Regions from separate parts of the Homo sapiens genome. Here region 2 is linked to region 1. Evidence: chromatin loops called from intact Hi-C (ENCODE). Cell type or tissue: Calu3. All regions are shown on one strand. Links, peaks and the distances in the headings refer to the core of each region. The heading gives the core; the rest is flanking DNA. Region 1 overlaps DIP2C (disco interacting protein 2 homolog C). Region 2 overlaps DIP2C (disco interacting protein 2 homolog C).

What was found. Hi-C counts contacts between places; a loop is a spot of excess contacts. Peaks named below come from ENCODE experiments on the same cell type or tissue, not always from the same donor. Only the 100,000 strongest peaks of a DNase experiment are listed, where the experiment ranks them.
Region 2: a loop joins it to region 1, with 3 times the contacts of the local background. A loop is called at or near these places in 3 of 110 quality-filtered maps.

The regions. Positions count from the first base shown.
Region 1 is chr10:609,564-619,988 of GRCh38, forward strand. All of the region lies in intron 1 of DIP2C (disco interacting protein 2 homolog C), which reads right to left. Among named protein-coding and RNA genes, the nearest start is that of DIP2C-AS2, 14 kb to the right of the region's middle. RefSeq lists an enhancer at 10,306-10,425. In Calu3, for the core only: no CTCF peak of the experiment used is centred there; a DNase peak (open chromatin) is centred at 3,908.
Region 2 is chr10:540,887-551,311 of GRCh38, forward strand. The region is part of intron 1 of DIP2C (disco interacting protein 2 homolog C); the gene reads right to left. Among named protein-coding and RNA genes, the nearest start is that of DIP2C-AS2, 82 kb to the right of the region's middle. RefSeq lists an enhancer at 854-1,354. In Calu3, for the core only: no CTCF peak of the experiment used is centred there; a DNase peak (open chromatin) is centred at 6,265.

The DNA of each region.
Region 1 (10,425 bases), core at 864-8,863:
CCTTTATCTTTGACATGAAGGGCTAATTTCCCCCCAAAATAGTTCCTCTTTCCTTGATGTGATTTAGTCTGTGGTTAGAGTATTTAACAGGATAACTTGTGTTTCTTTCCTTCTTAGAAAATAAAATACATCACCTTTCCAATATCAAAAACACTAACTGATAATGCTATAGGTTAACCAGGTCAAAAGCATTTTTTAAGAAGTTAAAAAGAACCTAACTGCATCTTTGGATCTTATGTGAGGCAATGTCCAGGGTCACTGGGACCCCTGCTTGGTCAGTGCAGCCGGGTACCAATTAGAGACAGAAACCCAAGCGTTCACTCAAAGCCCCTTCCCAGCGGTTCTTCCTAGTGGAAGCGAGGGGCACAAAGGAATGCGGCATTCCACCGAGGGCTTTGGGGACAGGCTGCTTGAGAACATCAAAGTGGCTCACGTCCCCCAAATATAAAGCCAGTGACTGCTCCCAGCTTCAATGCAGCACCGTCCACAGCAGCCAAGATCCGGAATCACCTGAGTGCCGGTCAACAGGGGATGAAGGGAATGTGGCCTGAGCATACACAGGAGCAGTACTCCACCACACAGAGGAGAGAGCCCTGTCATCCACAACAGCATGGAGCTGGAGGACATTACATTAAGCAAACGAGCCAAGCACAGAAAGAAATGGTGCATGTTCTCACTCATGAGCAGGAGCTGACAGCAGATGTCATGGAGGCCAAAAGTAGGTGGTCAGCAGGGCCCACTCATAAGCAGCATGGGGAGAGGCTGGTAAGGGGCACAAACACACAGCCTGACAGGAGCACAAGATCTACTATTGATAAACCAGCAGGGGAATGTCAGTGGGTCACCTACTGTGTATTTCAAAACAGCTAGGAGAGAATAACTTGAATGTTACTAGCACAAGGAAAAGAAAATGTTTAAAGTGAAAGACATCCCAATTACCCAGATTTGATCAATATAGGGACGTATCAAGGTATCACATGCACCCTGAAAATATGTACATATATTATGTATCAACAAAAACAAAAATAAACCAATGACAGAATCGTTTGCGAAGCAAGTGCAGGTAAGAACGGGGAGCCAGACATGGTGTGGCTGTGTGTCCCCACCCAAATCTCATGCTGAACTGTAACCCCCAGTGTTGGAGGTGGGCCCTGGTGGGCGGTGACTGACTCATGGGGGTGGTTTCTAACCCCCCAGTGTTGGAGGTGGGCCCTGGTGGGAGGTGACTGACTCATGGGGGTGGTTTCTAACGCCCCAGTGTTGGAGGTGGGCCCTGGTGGGAGGTGACTGACTCATGGGGGTGGTTTCTAACCCCCCAGTGTTGGAGGTGGGCCCTGGTGGGAGGTGACTGACTCATGGGGGTGGTTTCTAACCCCCCCGTGTTGGAGGTGGGCCCTGGTGGGAGGTGACTGACTCACGGGGGTGCTTTCTAACCCCCCAGTGTTGGAGGTGGGCCCTGGTGGGAGGTGACTGACTCACGGGGGTGCTTTCTAACACCCAGTGTTGGAGGTGGGCCCTGGTGGGAGGTGACTGACTCATGAGGGAGGTTTCTAATGGTTTAGCACAATCCCAAGTGCTGTCTCATGATAGTTCTCATGAGATCTGGTTGTTTGAAAGTGCATGGCACCTTCCCCTTCACTCTCTCTTTCCGGCCATGTAAAGACGTGCCTGCCTCCCCTTCACCTTCCACCCTGATTGTAAGTTTCCCCAGATGTAGAAGCCTGTACAGCCCACAGAACAGTATGCCGATTAAACCTTTTTTCCTTATCAATTACCCAGCCTCAGGTAGTTCTTTATAGCAGTGGAAGAATAGCGCAGGCCGCAGGACCAGCAATGTTTTCCTTCTACCCAGCGGCCATCAAGGTCCCGCACTCTAGCTGGTTTTCCGAAGCCTTTGCCAGAGCACAGACTGTTTTTGGGAAACTAACTTTCCCCATCTCTGGCAAACCAGATGGGGCATCCTATTTGTCTCTTACCACCTTTCTCAGAGAAACCCCACCTCTGAAACAGCCTCCCACCAGGGCCTCTTTAGCAGCAGAAAAGCTGAGCATTCCTTGCACTTCCCTTGCTCTGAACAATTAAACATCTTAAGCTTCCTTTTTTTCCATCTTCCCCACTCACTGAAAAATCATCCGATGCTATTTTCCTAAGGCACACACGTAGGAAAGCAGTGCCATGAGAGCAGGGGCTCTTGTTCTCCCAGATCTGAGCCTGGCCCTCAAACACCAGCTGAATTCGTACTAACATGATATTCAGAGGCAGAAATGCAAATATCCCCACGACTTCAAATACCCTAGGATCTAACAGGCCCAGTGACCCATGTAACTATGGTTTGTGCTGGGCCATTCAACTGGTGTCCGAATCCCTGTCCAAGTAAGCTCTTTAATTTCAAGATTTTCAGACAGCTTTTTTTTAAGGGATCTATTATAGTTAAAATCAAGAATAACCCAGGACGGGTGCGGTGGCTCACGCCTGTCATCCCAGCACTTTGGGAGGCCAAGGTGAGCGCATCACCTGAGGTCAGGAGTTCGAGACAGCCTGGCCAACATGTTGAAACCTCGTCTCTACTAATACGAAAAATGAGCCAGCCATGGTGACGGGCACTTATAATCCCAGCTACTCAGGAGGCTGAGGCAGGAGAATGGCGTGAACCCAGGAGGCGAGGTTGCAGTGAGCCAAGGTCACACCACTGCGCTCCAGCCTGGGCAACACAGCAAGACTCCGTCTCAAAAAAAAAAAATAAACCAATACACCCACTTAATTCTTCACCGATGTCAAATATATCAGCTAAAAGAAAAATAATATGAAAGCATGTGTTTACATTTCAATGTTGAATTTAACTATCTTTTAAGAAGATATGAAGATGGAAAGAAGTTCCCCAAGGATGGAAGGAGAAAAAGCACAGTTAAGGAAATTTTAAAACCTCAGGAGAAAAACAAGTGTGGGGTAAGACCTCAAGGCAAAATTTTTCTTTGCACTTTGATTTCAAAAGAACAGAGATGCCCAAAATATGAACCCTCCCATCTGCATCTTATATTCCTCTACGTCCTTTGAAAGGCTGGAGATGGGATCCCAGGTTCCAAAGGGCCCGGCCACAGCTCACATCAGGTGGCATCTTTCACAGCCGTTTACTCCGCCGACTGTGTCTAGAGAGCTCTGTGGCCCAATTTACACAAAAAGGTCCTAATTTACACACATGTTCATTGCTTTGAACAGAGTCTCAAGAAATGAGACAAATATTGACGCTCCACAGAAGCAAGTATTCTCTTCCGGAAAGTCAAGAAGTGTCAGGTTCCCATGAGCCAAGCAGCTTGGTTACGGAAAGCACTGGCTGACTTGCTGGTTTACTGTTAAATGCATGTAAAATTTTAAGGGATCCGGCCCCCCTCCCAGTGGGTGTGCACGTTGAGCTGGCTGCAGCAGTGATGAACGCTGACCACGTTCTTTCCTGCAGTTTTGCTTCAAGCAGAGCATCCCACACCCAGGAAGAGGTCACAGGACAGCATGGCCCAAGGTCTAGGACCGTTCTAAGGAGAGCTACAGGCTGACTGCCTCGTCTGCAAAAAACAGTCACTCATTTCAGGGGAAATTACCAGAGTTCATAACATGTGAATTTTTAAAATTCAGATTTCTAATTTCATCCCATTAGAACTTTTGAAGAACAGATGTGCACCTGCTCCAAGCCAGTGAGAGGACGCTCGGACAGTCCCTTACAGGTCCTCGGCCTCCGCCTCCCACCTAGAAAACGTCAGCTAGAGCCGATCACAGTGCAGTGCGATTTTCTATAAATAATGTGCACGCCTGCATCTGAGCTGAGATGTGAATGTCTGGAACGTGCCTGCCAGGCCCGGGAGGAACTGCAGCAGCTGTGGACACAAGCCCACTAAGGAATCCGATTTGGAGGGAACTCAAGGCACCTAAAACTGGTTCCACTGGTTTTTCTTGGCAAGGCTTGACCAGGCAAACAACTGCATTCGTCTCCACCCTGGAAATATGCGATTCCTTACCTCTCAATAATTGTCACTGTTTCTAATTCATGGTAATTGGGATGGGGACTTAACAGCAGGTAATTAGAGCAATTGCAGAATTTGCTACTGAATTACAATGGCAGATTCCTGAGAATGGAAGAACTGTTGCCCAGGAATGGAGTTCAACAGATCCTCTCCACACCCTGGTAAACATGGCATTTCGCACACCTGCTTTGGTCCCCCAGCCACCCTCCTGATCTCAACAGGTCTTCCCTGTGCCCCGGGAAACATGGCGTTTCCACACACCCCTGCTTTGGTTCCCCGGCCACCCTCCTGATCTCGGCCATCTGATGGCATCACTCCCCACAGCTGGAAACACCTGACCTCTTGTCACCCTCCCATCTGCCCTGCCTTCCTCCAGCCCAGGATATTCAGGGATACCCACATACAGGACCAGGAAACCAGGCATTATCCTAAACCAGTGCCTGCATTCAACGTCCTCCATGGCAGGACAGTCACCAACAGCCAACGCTCCCAGAACCTTCCACCTCAAAACAGGCACACATCTGGATTCAAGCTGACAACGCTGCATTCTCTTTGCCATGCACACATGGAGGCATGTCAGGTTCCACCTAAAAGGTATCACTGGGTTCCACGGTGGCTAGGAGCCCAAGCCGAGTCACACTTGGTGATCTCAATTCACCATCCACACAGAGAAGCCTGCAGTTTTCCTCCAGTGTATGGTGTGGATGATGGGTGCATTTCCCCTGGAGACTCGGAGACGGGAGCCTGGCCAAGGAGGCCAGAGTCACCCCAGCCCCCGCCAGGCCTGGACATGCACCTCTTTGTCTGCACACAGTACCCAAGTCTAACAGTGCCGGCTCTGTGGTGGGATCCGTCTCGGCCTGCAGAGGACCCGGGGCACAGGAACCATGCAGCCTGGCTGCAGCCAGAGGCCTAAGGGATCCCCCCACGAGGCTCTCCAGCCAAGGTGCCCTCACCACAGGCACAGCCGTGCAAGAGAACTGCCTGCTGAACTGGAAACGTCCCAATCTGCTCGGCCGACACAAAGACAACAGCCACCTACAGCTGCTGAGCCCCGAAACATGGCCACTGGGCCTGAAGGGCTGAGTCTTGAATGTGATCCATAAAGTTCCTTTCAAGTGTGTTTAGCTGTGTAATCAAATCTTTATTCTAATGAAATTTAAAGGAGCCTCTGGCTACGGGCTCCCTTGCCGGGTATCGCGGCTCCAGGGAGTAGGTATGGGAAGGAGAGGCCCAGAGCCTCTCTGCATTCTCCACACTGATCCAACACGTCATCATAAGGAAAAGCACTCCAGCAGGAGAGGTGTGCATGGGAAGAACTGGGTTGGCCCTGACACAAGCGTGACCCCCATGGCATCACAGTTGCCTCAGCCAAGAGACAAGAGACAATGACACCCAGCTGGACAGGCCACCAGATGTGATGACACAGCCGAAGCGCTGGTCCCACGCCAGCCAGAAACCACCAGCTGCTCGTCCCATGTGAAACAGGCAGCGCTGTCCCAAGCCCTCATTAAGAAAGGAGAATTAAGGAAGCAATTCCCGTGATTCCCACGACACACGTGACACTTCTCGGAGAGAGACACAGGCTTCACTGTGAAAGTGCAGAGGACGGTGCGGTCCCTAGGCGGGCTGCTTCTCCCAACGATCGGGGAAGAAATGAGATCTGTTTCCCTGTAGGAAAATCATTTGTACCGTGATTAGACAGAAGACAGAAGGTGGCTGATGTTATCAAATCACCAAGCACTGCATGGCTGCTTCTGCAAGGAGGGCCTGGAAACTCGCAGCCACCCGCATAGGGGCCACGGTGTTTACAATGGAGACACAGGTGACTATGAGGTCTGGCTTCCTCAGGGACGCTAAATTTGAACTTTCGCCACTGAGGAATCAGTCATTTACAGTCACTCACCCTCAATGCAGAAGAGGGCTCAAGACACTGCACCAGACTTCAACTCTCAGGGTTAGGGTCAGAGTCATCAAATTCACCAGTTTTACAAAACGTCTATTTACTTCGGATGCCAGAAGAGATGTAGGTTCATATACACACACACACCCGCCCCACACACACACACAGGGTTTGCTTAGCCTCTTCACCAGCGCATTTCACCGACAGATGACACATCCATGCCTCATCCATGGCAACACAGAAACCCACTTGGAAGACAGCCACTCCCACCAAGCTTCTTGACTTTAGTGTTTAAAATCTGCGTCTCATGCGTGAGATTACACTCCTCCAAACAGACATTGCGCCTGTGTCACTTCACCCAAAAGGGCTTTAGGAAACGACACGCAGCCCAGATGCCAGAGTTTGCCGGCCGTCTTACTCTAGCCTGATTCCTTTGTGCCTGTAGGGAGGCTCCACAGATACAGCCCGCTCACATTAATGACCACATGAGAAGCTCAGACCATAGACAAACTCAGTGCTGCATTTTTCCACATTTATCACCCTTTTGTTTTATCCTGAAGACGCTGAGAAAGGCTGGGGCAGATCTCCTCCTTGAGTGTAATGACTCCAGGCACTTCTCTTCACCCAGGTCATCCCTCAGTCACACACACTTGAGAAACAAAAGCAATTCTGTTCTCTTCACTCTGGGTTCCAAGTACTAAATTCCTCGATTTTATCAATTAGATTATCAAGCAGCCGTTTGTAATCTGGACCGCAATCCGATACAAAATTTAAAGCTAATTTAGGTGGCAGTAATAGCTCCTATTTACGTTACAGACAAGCATGAATGAAAACTTTAATCTGTGTTTATTGTCCATAGGACCCATTTTGTAAACAAACCAATTATTCAAGCAAGGATTGTCTTCAGTCAGACGCAAATTAATTTGCTTTGTTCATAAAAGATTTTCTTATTTTAGGAATTTTTAAATCCATGGTCTGCATTTCCCAAGCCTGTCTCTGCACAGCGGGACTTCCCAGGGCATCCCATCAGCGGGCCCACTGAACAGAATAAGCAGGCAGCCCCCAGACCAGGAATCAAGTCTGAGCCCCAACAGCCCCTCGCCCAGCCAGGGCTTCCTCACCAGCACAGCACCCAGAGGTCTGCCAGGTTTAATGCCACGTGTGCGTGGAGAGCAGAGTGCGGGAAGGACCACAGTGGACATTCTACAAATGCAAATTCCCTCCTGGAATAGCCCAGCAACCCTGTGTACCTTCCTCAAAGTACCCAGGCCAGGCAAGCATAGAGAGTCTAATGGGGTGCCTAGGAATCAGCATTTAACACAATTCTGATGAAAATATTTGAGAGCCACGCCCATCAGCGAGAGGCCGCCGTGGCCTCTACTCATTTGCAGGCTCTGAAAAGACAGATTCAGATAACAGGCCAGACAGGACAAGGATGGGGAGGTGGAGGGCAAATTCCATGGACCACCAACCACCCCCCATCCCCACTGAGACTCCGTGATTTAAGGAAAGAAAGCCAGGGAGGGACTGAGATTTCACATAAAATGCGTAGCACATGGCTAAGGGCCAAGGTTAGGCAAGCCAGGAGCACACAACGGGGTTCACAGGCCCAGAGGTGCCCCCACACCCAGACCCCATGCAGACCTCCCAGGCACTGCCTCTGTGCCTCCCGCCTGACTTATTTCCTGCCCCCCGCCCCTACTGTGTTGGTATCTCAGCCGCCCCCTGAAATACACGACCTCCGCCCCCCACTACCGCACATGCCTCTCTACAAACTTGGGGGACTGCAAATAGCAGCGGGGTAAGAGCTGGGCTCTAGGGCCAACGTCCTGGCTGAGACACTAGTTCCACCCCACTCAGCTGTGATGTGAGCCCCTGAGATTTCTCAAATGTGAGATGGGAATGGTAACTGAACCCACTTCCCAGGGTGGCTGTGGAGACTGAGACCACACATGGCCATATCACGGCATCCAGCACACGTGGGACCCTAGCCGTGTTGCCCTTGATGGGAATCCTTCTATGCACCCTCTGCCACCAGGGCCAACTCCCAACAGTAGCTGTGGAGGGTGTGTCCTCTATTCCCACTCCACCCACCTCCCATTGCTCCACGCAGTGACCTGCCACGTAGCGGCCACCAGCAAACCCAGCCCCACTGTCCAGGCTCCTGTGGATACCACCCCCCCACCCCCACCCCTGCTTGGGGCGTCTTCCACTTGCGGTTCCGAAGGAGGCTGAGAAACCACCCTCAAGGGCGCTCACCTGCTCCTTGTTGCACGTAATGACCTGCCACACAGGGCAACCAGCAAACCCAGCTCCACCATCCAGGCTCTGGTGGGTAACCGCCCCCCCAGCCCCAGGTGTCTGGGAGGCTCAAAAACTGCCCTCCAAGGGCACTCATCTGTTCCTTATTGCACTAATACCTCGTTTACAGAAATCCACTTTGACTTCCCTGCACTGCAGGTGTGACAATTTAGGAATCCTGCTTGCTTGTGAGCTCCAAGAGCTTGAGGTCACGTCCACCTCACCAGCATCCCAGGACCCAGTACTGTCCCACTCTGTGATTGTGTGTTTAAAATTCCAAAATACTCTTTCAGAATGCTATTGGCATTTGGTCTGCACATAAAATGCTAAAAACCCTCAAGTGAAACAAGTATCTTCAACAGTTTGATTCAATCATGTGAGTTACACATCTGCCAAGTTGTAAAGCCTCATGCATTTTTCTGATAATATTTTCTTATGTATGGTCAAATGGTTCATTAATATAAATTACAAGAATCTCTAAGAAACAGGTTTTTTTCTGGCATTAGATGACCAAAGGAAAACTGGGTTCTGGCTGGCTTGCAGGCCTGGAGAGGCAGACATATCTGCTGAAACACAACCAAGCTCCTTCCCACTGACATGGCCTCGTCCCAGGCCCCTGAGCCGGACGCCCGCAGGCCCCTGGAGGAGCAAGCTGACCTGCCCACATTTCTCAAATGCACAGCTGTCGCTCGCACTGCAGACAGAGCTCAAGGCACGAGCAGGCGCCCACCATGCTAAAAATACCACACAGCGTCCACGCCAGGTGACGGTGGCTTTCACTCCATCCCAAAGCTCCATGTATGAATTTAGTCATGACTACTAAATAATGATTTTTAGACTCTCATGACAGACTTTGTTTGCTTTTATGCAACAAAGTTAAAAGACTATCACTCAGCTACAGCCTCTGAAACCGTGGAATAATTATTTGGGAACAGAGCCTCTGCCAGATCAGGATAAGTGCTTGGGACAATACCCCGTGACCTCGGTCCACACAGACACGTGCAGACCAGAGCCCTCCCGCACTGCTCAGCCACACGGCCACGTTCAGGCTGAAGCCGCACGATCGCCAGAAACACTGTCCCTCGCCAAGGTATGCCTGGCTTCTCCCTTTTTCCAGAACTTAACAAAACCTGAAAGGACAGGTCTGTGTAGAAAAACATCAAAAATACTTCCAATTCTTCTTTCCAGCTGAGGCTGCAGGAAGCTCATTTCAGCCCTCACTGTGTTCTGACTGTGGCCTGCTTCCCATAAGAAATAAAATCAGAATTCTAGTCGCTGTCTCCTGAGCTGTGTGGCAGGCGGACATACCTTCAGTTATGTGAGGAAAGGCACGGTGAGCCCCCTTCCTTCAGTAAAACTGCAGTTCCCAGAACACTGATGCCGTCCCCCTAACGCCACTGTGAACACCTGGACAAGTCACATTTCAATACGTGCACCTTCGTGGGCTAGTTTTACTACTTCTCTATTAAATCACCCCAAACTTAGTGCCCCAAACAACACGAACTTATTTTCTCACATTTCTGGAAACTGGAATCCAAAACAGGTCCCACCAGCTAACGTCGAGATGTCAGCAGGGCTGGCTCCGGGGAAGCGACCGTCTCCTTGCCTCCCTCAGCCTCTAGAGGCTTCCGCATCCCCTGGTCCTTATGGCACCCACCATCTTCAGAGCCCACGGCAGCCCTGGCGGCTCCTCAACAGGAAGACGCAGAATATCGGGAGCACAGGCTTTATGCCAGGGCCAGGACCAAGCCCGCCCGCCCGCCCTCCCACCCAGCTCCTCACGCACTCCCGTGCGAGCTAATATAGATTCCACTTTAACTAGTGTCACCTGTGCAAGGGGTAAGTGCCCAGCTGTGAACCTGGTTACCCTCACCCACACAGACCCCAGGAATAAACTCATGGGCCATGGACCACTCCACAAGCAATGAGTGACCACCTGGTCGGGGACCTCCATGGCCCAGCAGAGCCCTCTGGTGCCTCCCCATGGGCCCAGGGACCGGCAGGCTGGGCTCTGCAGCGCCAGAGAGTCCTGGATAAAAATGGCAGCTCCCGTGTTGGGAGGCACCCGCCCGTGGATGGGTTCCCTGTACTTTAAGTAGACCAGGTGGACAAGCTACACCACTCACGGCTCCATCACTAGAATAACAGCTGCACGTGGCAAGTGCACGGGGTGGCCACCCCTTCAGCCCAGCTGGCTGCACTAAGCAC
Region 2 (10,425 bases), core at 1,551-9,550, 68 kb before region 1:
GGAAAGCAAAGCATGCATTAGACACAGCAGCCGTGATAGGACAAACACATGGTAGGAAGGTGGTGGTCGTGCTACACGCAGATGGGGAAGGATGTGGGGAGCCACAACACCCGATGCTGGGGAGCCACAACACCCGATGCTGGGGAGCCACAACACCCGATGCTGGGGAGCCACAACACCCGATGCTGGGGAGCCACAACACCCGATGCTGGGGAGCCACAACACCCGATGCTGGGGAGCCACAACACCCGATGCTTGGGAGGCACCTGGGCAGGAGCTGAGAATGTACCAAACACGTTCTACCACGCAACATTCATGGACCCTGAGTCCGGCCACCACCGCCGACATCCACTCTGGCTGAGGTGTCCTCTGTCACAGACACACACACCCTGCCGAGGACAGTGCACAGGTTAAATGTCAAAGCACAGACATGCTCAGGTCCAGCTGCTCAGCCAAAAGCAAAAACACATTTCCCAGACACCACAGCTTGACCTTCCACCTGACCACACCCATCTCTCCTGCACCCCACATCGTGACCCTCCACCCGACCACACCCGTCTCTCCTGGACCCCCCCGAGTGACCCTCCACCCCCATATCTCTCCTGGATCCCACAGCATGACCCTCCACACTGACCACACCCATCTCTCCTCGACCCCACAGTGTGACCCTCCACCTGAACACCCCCATCTCTCCTGGATCCCACAGCGTGACCCTCCACATGACCACACCCATCTCTCCTGGACCCCACAGCGTGACCCTCCACCCGACCACACCCGTCTCTCCTGGAACCCCAAGAGTGACCCTCCACCTGACCACCCCCATCTCTCCTGGATCCCACAGCATGACCCTCCACACTGACCACACCCATCTCTCCTGGACCCCACAGCGTGACCCTTCACCTGACCACACCTGTCTCTCCTAGACCCCACAGCATGACCCTCCACCTGACTGCACCCTGTCTAGTGCATCCCTGCACCTGTCTCTCGGCCCCCCTCACCTCACTTCCTCACCTTCTCGTCGGGTCAAGCACCAACAATCCGCTGTGTGCCTGGTGCACTGAGCCTTGTCAGGGGCCTCTGGGCCGCGTGCCAGGACACGCCCCTGGGGACTCCCAGTGCACACGTTGGTCTCCTGCACACTTGGCTCTTCTATCTGCGGGAGCCGGCACCCACCCCTACAACTGACTGCACTCTCAGAAAAGTCCCAGAAGACCCCTCACCAACCCAGCAACACCTTGAGGCCACATCCCACTTGCCTGCTGGCTCCTGAACCTCCCCCACCCTGTGACGGCTCACTCCCTCCTGAGCTCCTTCTGCTCCCTGCCTGCCTCTGCGAGTTACCTCCTGGGCGATGCCAGGTGACGGTAACATCAACCAGGAGGCACTGCTGAGAAGCAGAAAGCATGGTGCAGTGCCCAGAACGTCATGTCCCTCAACAGATGCTCTATGTCTTCTCCTCCTCTCCTGGCAGAGCTTTGCTGTAGGAAGAAGGCCATTCCTCCAGTGCTGCTACTTCCAACACTGGGGAAAACAAGCTTCAGAAAGGAACGGTGTCAAAGAGGCAGGACCCACCAGCAGGACTGCCAGCGGCCAGACGACCACAGCCCCAGCATTCCCCAGCCACTACGGCCGACAGCCCAGGCTCCAGAAATGCACAGCTTCAACCTTCAGAGTAAAAACCCTCCCAAGCCAACTATTTCTTCAACAATCGGATTGGGGAATGGAGGGTTCTAACCCTGCCCCTCTCTATACCACAGATCATCAGATCCCAGTTCTTATCAGATTGGGAAGTGGGGGGTTCTGACCCTGTCCCTCTCTATACCACAGGTCATCAGATCCCAGTTCTTATCGGATTGGGGAGTGGGGGGTTCTGACCTTGTCCCTCTCTATACCACAGGTCACCAGATCCCAGTTCTTATCAGATTGGGGAGTGGGGGGTTCTGACCCTCCCCCCTTCTCTATACCACAGATCATCAGATCCCAGTTCTTACGGGATTGGGGAGTGGGGGGTTCTGACCCTGCCTCTCTATATACCACAGATCATCAGATTCTAGTTCTTTTCTAAGCCCAGCACTTTGCTTCTGCCACATGCAGTCATCCTCAGCACCAGGAAAAGTCAAACATTGAGTGATGACGATGACACCAATACCAAAAGTCAGAAACATTGAGTGATGATGATGACACCGATACCAACACATGCGGCTCTGGCAGCTTTGGTAACTCGCTGCACAGATACAACTGGACAGCAGTGAGATCCATGGACATCACCAGTCTTCGCAAGGATCGTGTTCCTGAATCTTCTGCGTTAGGAATAACCGTCTCCTTTGCAAGGGCTGAACCATGCTTCCCACTCGCCTGTCCTCTGCCTTCACCAGCTTTGTGCGCATTTCCGGGCAAGTGTCTGTGCAGGTGCCATCACTGATTTCAGTAGCGAGAACGTACACAGACACCACACAGAAATGGGTAACCCTGTTAGGAGCTGTGCAGGGAGATCTAACTCATCAGATGTGCCAAATTCCTGTTGCCATGGAAATTAAACTGACGTTGCCGTGACCACATCTCTTACTGCACCACTAAAGACCATCTGGGTAAGAGGAAAGTGCTTCTGCAGAGCATTCAGCTCACGTTTACATGTCCGTTTTCCCTGAATACGGTTGTTACGTGAGATAGAAATCAGTAAGATAGGCTGTAACATATAGTATGGATCGTTGTGTCTCCTAGGCTCAAACACATCCTTTAAGATCCTCAGAAAATGAAGTTTAACTCTCTGGGGACATGAGTTACATAGTAACATGTTTTGGATACAGTCTCTTTCGCATTCTAAATATCAACACCAAATAAGTTCTTTAGTTTCTTTTTACATTGAAAAGCATTTACAAACCATAAAATCCCCCATATTAAAGGGTACAATTCAGTCTTTTTAGCATATTCTCAAAGCTGCACAACAATCACCACTAGTATTTAATTCTGGGACTTTTTCACCACCCGCAAAAGAAACCTTGAATCCATTAAGAGTCAGCACCTGCTGCTTCCTTCCGCCAGCCCCTGGCAATCGCCAGCCGACTTCTGTTTCTCTGGATTTGCCCACTCTGGACGCCTGTCGTGAGTGGGCACATAGTGCGTGACCTTTGACGTGACCTTTGGTGCCAGCATCTTTCACGTTCAAGGTGACTGGTATCGTACAGTGCGTGACCTTTAGCATGACCTTTGGTACTGCCATCTTTCACATTCAAGGTGAGTGGAATCGCACAGTGCGTGACCTTTGGTGTGACCTTTGGTGCCGGCATCTTTCCCGTTCAAGGTGAGTGGAATTGCACAGTGCTTGACCTTTGGTGTGACCTTTGGTGCTGGCATCTTTCACATTCAAGGCTCATTGGAGCACATGTTCTTTTGTTCCTTTTTACGGCTGAGTGATACTCCATTGTGTGCAAATTTTCTTTATCCACTCATCTGTTGACAGACATCTGGGCTGTTTCTACTCACTGTTACGAATAATGCTGCTATGAAGATTCTTGCATAAGATTTTTTTGTAAAAACGTTTTCAGTTTTCTTGGGCATATGCCTGGGAGTGAAATTGCTGGGTCGTACAGTGATTTTATGCTTAACTTTTCTGAGGAACTGCCAGACTTTTCCAAAGCAACTGTACCATTTTCCTTCCCCTCCCACTAGCAATATATACAGATTCCAATTTTCCCATCTTCACCAACATGTCACCGTCCAGTACTGGGGTTTTACCCATCCCAGTGGTTGTGAAGTGGTATCTCACGGTGGTTTTCATTTTCATTTCTAAGATGACTAATTCTGTTAAATATCTCATGTGCTTTTTAAGGCATTTATGTATCTTTCTTTGGAGAATGTCTATTCAAATCCTTTGTCCATTTTTAAATTGGATTTTCTTTTCATTGCTGAGTAAGTTTTTAAAGATATTCTTGATATCAGGCCCTTATTGGGATAATGTGTCTTGTTCTGTGGGTTGTGTCTTTTTACTTTAATAGTAACCTCTGAAATGAACATTTTTAATTTTGATACTGTCTTTTCCCCTTCAGTTGCTTGTTATGCTTTAGACATCTCATCTAAGGAACCATTGCTTAATTCAACGTAACAGTTTCACCTGGATTCTCCCCTAAGGGTGTAATGAGCTGAACTGTGTCCCCGCAAGATTCCCATGTTAAAGCCACAACCCCTAGAAACTCAAAATGTCACAGGGCCTTTAACGTGACAATTTAGGTCCCATAAGATCTTAAGAGTAGGCCCTGATCCAACATGACTGGTGTTTTCCCTTTTTTTTTTTTTTTTTTTTTTTGAGTTTCACTCTCTCTGTCCAGGCTGGAGTGTAGTGGCATGACCTCAGCTCACTGCAACCTCCGCCTCCCAGGTTCAAGCAATTCTCCTGCCTCAGCCTCCTGGGCAGCTGGGACTACAGGCACCTGCCACAACGCCCAGGTAATTTTTGTAGTTTTAGTAGAGATGAGGTTTCACTGCTGATCTGTAACTCCTGACCTCAGGTGATCCACCCACCTCGGCCTCCCAAAATGCTGGGATTACAGGTGTGAGCCACCACGCCCAGCCATGACTGGTGTTCTTATAATAGAGAATTTAGACACACAGAGTCCTCAGTGCTGCACACACATAAGAGAAACCCATGAGGACACAGAGAAGACGCCGTCTACACAGAATGGGGTGAGGACCCGGAGGATCGAACCCTGCCTGCACCTTGACCCCAGGCTTCCAGCCTCCAGAACAAAGGAAATAAGATGCTGTTTAAGCCTCACAGTCTGCGGTGTCTGTTACGGTACCCAGCAGACTGACAAAATGGGTCTCACAGTATCGACTCTTACACTGGATCCATTTTGAGCTATTTTTTTGTGTAGGGTGAGGGAGGGTGCAGTCCATCCTTTTCCATGTGGATATCCAGTTGTCCCAGCACCACTAAGTTGCGAAAGGAAAAAAGTAAAGCAACCCCTTACAACCTTTCTCCATCAACAGATTAGAAGGTACACTGAAGAATCATGGACAATTTGTTGTCGGTTTAAGCCGGTGGTTTTCAAACTTTTGGGTCTCAGGAACCCTTTACAGTTTATTAAAGATCACAAAAAGCTTTCTCATGAGGCCGGGCATGGTGGGCTTATGCCTGTAATCCCACCCAGCACTTTGGGAGGCCAAGGCAGATGGGTCACTTGAAGTCAGGAGTTCCAGACCGGCCTGACCAACATGGTGAAACCCCATCTCTACTAAAATAATAAAAATTATCCGGGCTTGGTGGTGGGTGCCTGTAGTCCCAGCTACCTGGGAGGCTGAGGCAGGAGAATCACTTGAACCCGGGAAGCAGAGGTTGAAGTGAGCCGAGGTCACGCCACTACACTCCAGCCTGGGTGACAGAGCAAGACTCTTAAAAAAAAAAAAAAAAAGTAACAAATTTATTTTAAAATAATAAAGTCATTACATGTTAATAAACAGCACAGTCTTAAAGAAAAAACCATTTTCCAAAATAAGCAGCAGTGTGGCAACAGTTTGTGCTGCTGTGAGAACACCTAACGCCTCTCTGCACCTCGGACAGCAGGGTTCTCATGCCTCCATCTGCGTTCAGTGGGCTGCAGAACTCTGGTTGAAGTTTATGAAAAATGTCTGATCCCATGCTATATACAGTTAGGAAGAAGTATTTTTCACTGTGCTTTCACATAGTTTTAGGTATTCTCTGCTGCCAAATGTCACAAGCGGCACTTCCATGCAGGCTGTCTGCAACGCAGAGTCTGGACCCTGGTCGACGGGCCTTTCTGCCCCAATTCCTTTTAAGCGGACTGGTCTGTCCTGCACTTGAGTGGCTCTTTTACCAGCACACGATTTTGTAACTGGTTAGAAAACACTGGTTCAGAGTTATGAGCAGCTTCCACATTTCATTATGTCAAAAAAAAAAATCACATCAATATCACCACTGATCACATGAGAAAGTGGCAGACACAAGATTTGTATATTTTAATATTCACTGGAAAGCTCCAATGGCTATCATTGGGAATAACGTAAGGTATTTTCCTTGAGATGAAAGAATCAATTTGTTCATTTTTCAGGCCACACCTGCAAATACCTATCTCTTAAGTGGCAGAGTTTGTAAGTCATTCTTTAGATAAAGAAGGCCATTAGTGGAAGAAGCGGTTCTGCAGGTTCATGGGAGAGCACTTGGTGCCTCTGAGCTAAGATAACCATCAAATCCTCGGAAGACGCACCTCTGCATACTTCCTGTTTCTCATTCAGAACATTCCAGAGGGAACCCGGAATCCCGGTGCTGCAGCGGGACTGAAGTTTGCTCTCACCCACACAATAAACCCAGGGAGCTCCCCCAGCCCCCATCGCGAGGCCACAGCCTTGGTCCTCTGATCCAGGAGGGCTCCTGCAGCTCCAGCCTACAGGGAGAAGCATGCACCCACACATCAGAAAGCCCTCCCAGGCCCAGCGAGCACTTCTGCTTATGTGCCAGCCAAGTGTGTGTAACAGGGCCACAGCCAGCTGTGAGGCAGGCAGTGAGGTACCCAGCAAATACTCAGGGCTCACATCACTGAGAAGGAAGGAAGGTTGACAGCGAAGTACCCAGCAAATACTCAGGCCTCATGTTACAGAGGAGGAAAGCAGGCAGACAGTGAGGTACCCAGCAGGGTTCACATTATCCAGGAGGAAGGGAGGGTGGAGAAAAAGGGGCTGGAACAGTCTCTGTCATGAGCTTTAGCATTTACAAGGCTTGCTGAAGATTATCCGATTTGATCTTCACAATAGCTCACAAGATAGGCAGAGGCATGACTTTTCAGAGATCCAGAGAACTGATGATGACCACGTGCTTTTCCCACAGGCTCCCAGAAATCATCCTCAAATCATCTCTCAGTTTATACATGTGATAAAATCTCAGTCACGTCCCCTCTCTGCAGGGGGATTTTAACGCTGCCCTGCTGTTCCATCGCACCCCTGCCCTCTCCTGCATTTCATCCATGCCCACCATCCCTGGGGAGCCCACACCACCCCACCCGCAGCTGCTGATGGCTTGGGTCACCCTTATCTCTCATTTCCACCTGCAGGGACCTGTTCTGCCTTCAAATGCAGCTCAAACCCACTCATTGTGTGAAGCCTTTTTCAGCCATCACAACTGTCACATGTAAAAGCAGTCTGCAATGCTTCATTTAGGAGGTGCTTGTGTTGCCTCATTGGCTGTGATCAGGACCAAATTCTGAGCAAACCAGGTGGTGTGGTGGTCCCCTGTCCCCACCTCTGCCCCAGTGCACCTAAAACAAGGATTCCTGGAAGCACCTTTTCAGTCCAATTCACACGAGTCTGCCCCACCCCCCCCCCCACAGGAAAGCCCTGGTGGTCAGGGCTCAGGGCCCCCAGGTGGGTAAGGAGAGCTTGGTGCCCTCTCTGGAGTTGTCGCCCAGAGACCTACGGCTGGAAGGGAAGAAACTTGCATCCTGTGAAACATCCAGCCCCGAGACCCACTCAGGAGCAGAAGACGGGAAAAGAGCATCGAACAGCCCCTCGGGAGGGCAGTCAGCAGGAGCCGCGGAGGCCACCGGGATGGAGGGAGGGAGGGAGGGAGGGAGGCAGGCAGGCAGGCAGTGAGGCCAGAGGTGATGTGGCCAGGAGGGAGGGAGGGAGGCAGGCAGGCAGGCAGGCAGGCAGCGAGGACAGAGGTGATGTGGCCGGGAGGGAGGTGATGTGGCCAGAGGTGACGTGGCAAGGGTTATGGGGGTGACATGGTGTGGTGGGGGGAGGAGATGTGGCCAGAGGTGATGTGGCCGGGGGAGGAGACATGGCTGGAGGGAAGCGACAAGAGGGGTCTCCAGGCCTCAGACTGTGGAGCTTTCACGCTCGCACAACCTCACAGACTGTGCCTGATTTATGGATGACATTTTAATTAAGATGTTACATCTAACTTTAAAGAAAAGTAGTTATTTAGAACCATTGTGTATGTTTAAAGCACGGTACAAATATAGCACATTTCCCAAACCAAAGAACAGTGCATTGCAGGAAAAAATAGCAGCTCACAAAAAAAAAAAAAAAAAAAAAAAAAAAGTGAGTAAAGAAAAAATTCATTTAAGATCAGAAATAAAGATCCTACAGCTCTTCTAGTCCAATCCCCCACCCTAACGTGAATGGGGGAAAAAGCCAAGTAGATTCTAGTTAGTCAGAATTAAAGGCAAAACCGATCCACTTTACTTTCTACTTGACAGAAAACAAGCAGCTCATCAAGGAATCCCTACAAATAGTAGCTTTAAGAGTCCCCAAAATGCAAAATTCACGTTCAAATTCAATCAACTGCTAAGTGCGATAAAGTTACTTTTTCATTATTGCTTCCCTCATCCCCAGGGGCCTTTTTAGACCTTTTTTCCCCAATTGCCTCCAACACCCAGGAAATTTAAACCCCACAAGTAAGCTATGTCTCAATTAACACACAGCACCCTTTGGAGCAGACAGTCCATTGCTCTAAGACGTCCTTGTCACCTAAGCACCAAGTACAGCCTGAGAAGATACAACGCGTCCACACACGGACTCGGGCCCATCCACAAGCCAACAGGTGAGATGTGGCACATGAGAAGGAAGACGAGACCAATGAGCTTCACCAACACCCCAAAACCACGCAGAAGTGACCCATACAGCCTGCTTGGGCGCCAGTGACTCCTGGGAAACAGCCAAGGGCGGCATTTGGAGAAGCAGCACCACAGGCCAGGAGGGTCTGGTGGCTTCAGAGGGGAGGGGTGCCCCCGACCAGGTGCCGGGGGCTTCAGAGCGGAGGGCCCCCCCCGACCAGGTGCTGGAGGCAGCGGGACAAGCCATGGGTGCCCTCGTCACTTTTCACTCCCTACTCCCGATTCTTGCCCTGAAAGCTCGCAGCAAGTCCAGGTATTTATTTACCCATAAAATTAAGTATCTGTGAGTAACACTAGTCACTAATTCACATAGATCTGAGTCCACAGATACCTCTAGAGACACCACCATCCCTTCTGGTAGAAGGGCAGCCCAGGGGCCCACACTGCTAGGAAGGGAGACTGTGTCTCCAGCCTGACAATGCAGAGTCCCCAACACAAGGTCTACCTTCTGGAACCATGCGGTGTCCTACAGAAGCAACAAGGGACGTGTAGCTTTTTTTTTTTTTTTTTTCTCTTAAGACAGTCTCCCTCTGTCGCCCAGGCTGGAGTGCAGTATCACAATCTCAGCTTGCTGCAATCTCTGCCTCTCGGGTTCAAGTAATTCTCCTGCCTTGGCATCCTGAGTAGCTGGGATTACAGGTGCCTGTCACCATGCCCAGCTAATTTTTGTACTTTTAGTAGAGACAGGATTTCACCATGTTGGCCAGGCTGGTCTCGAACTCCTGACCTCACGTGATCCACCCGCCTTGACCTCCCAAACTGCTGGGAATACAGGTATGAGCCACAGTGCCCGGCCCATGTAGCTATTTAAATTTGTCTAAAATTAAATAAAATTAGAAGTATCAGTTTCTCATTTGCACTTCAAGCATTCAATTACCCACAGGTGGCCACTGACCACAGAGGCTGGTAGAGAGACGCTGCAGTTCCACACCGCAGAAGGATCTATGGACAAAGTGGCTCTAAGATCATCTCGGCATCTTTATATTGAAGCTACTGAAGTTTTACTCTGTTTACTATAGATATCAACATTCTCCCATTTAAAAATGTCAGTGCTATTACAACAATCAGATCTGTGACCTCCCAGAAGCTCTTCTCCTCCTGGACAAATAACCGCAGAGCGTCTGCACTCTGCCTTCACACTAAGGGATGGCAGAAGCCTCCTGTAAAATCAGGTGGAGAAAAAAAAATGAATCCCTAGCCCCTCTCCCCCTACGATTTTGTGAAACTCCTCTTAATATTCAGAATAATTGCCAGAGTTGCAATAAACAAGCATCCCTTGACCAGGAAGCAACAGGGAAGCAAGAAGAGGGATGCTCCATTCCCTCTGGGACCCCAGGCCTGGCCGGGACTGAGAAGGTCAGCACAGCCAGTCAGGCCTGCACACCCGATGCGAACCGTGCACATGGCTTCCCCGGGCCTCGGTCTCCCCTCTGCCCTCACTGGACACTGTGGCTCTGGTACATACCTGATGCGAACTGTGCACACGGCTTCCCCGGGCCTCGATTTCCCCCTCTGCCCTCACTGGACACTGTGGCTCTGGTACATACCTGATGCAAACCATGCACACGGCTTCCCCGGGCCTCGGTCCTCCCTCTGCCCTCACTAGACACTGTGGCTCTGGTAGAGGCAGCCTCTGAGCTCCAACACCCACAGCCAGTCCCCTCCTTGCAGGTCTCGGCTCTGCTGACACTGCCTCAAGCGCCTCCCTGATGCTTCTCAACATCGTCCACGTACCATGCCCCCTCCTCCCCACAGCCCTGGCTGCCGCCCACCCCGCCATGGAGCCTGGCATACAGCA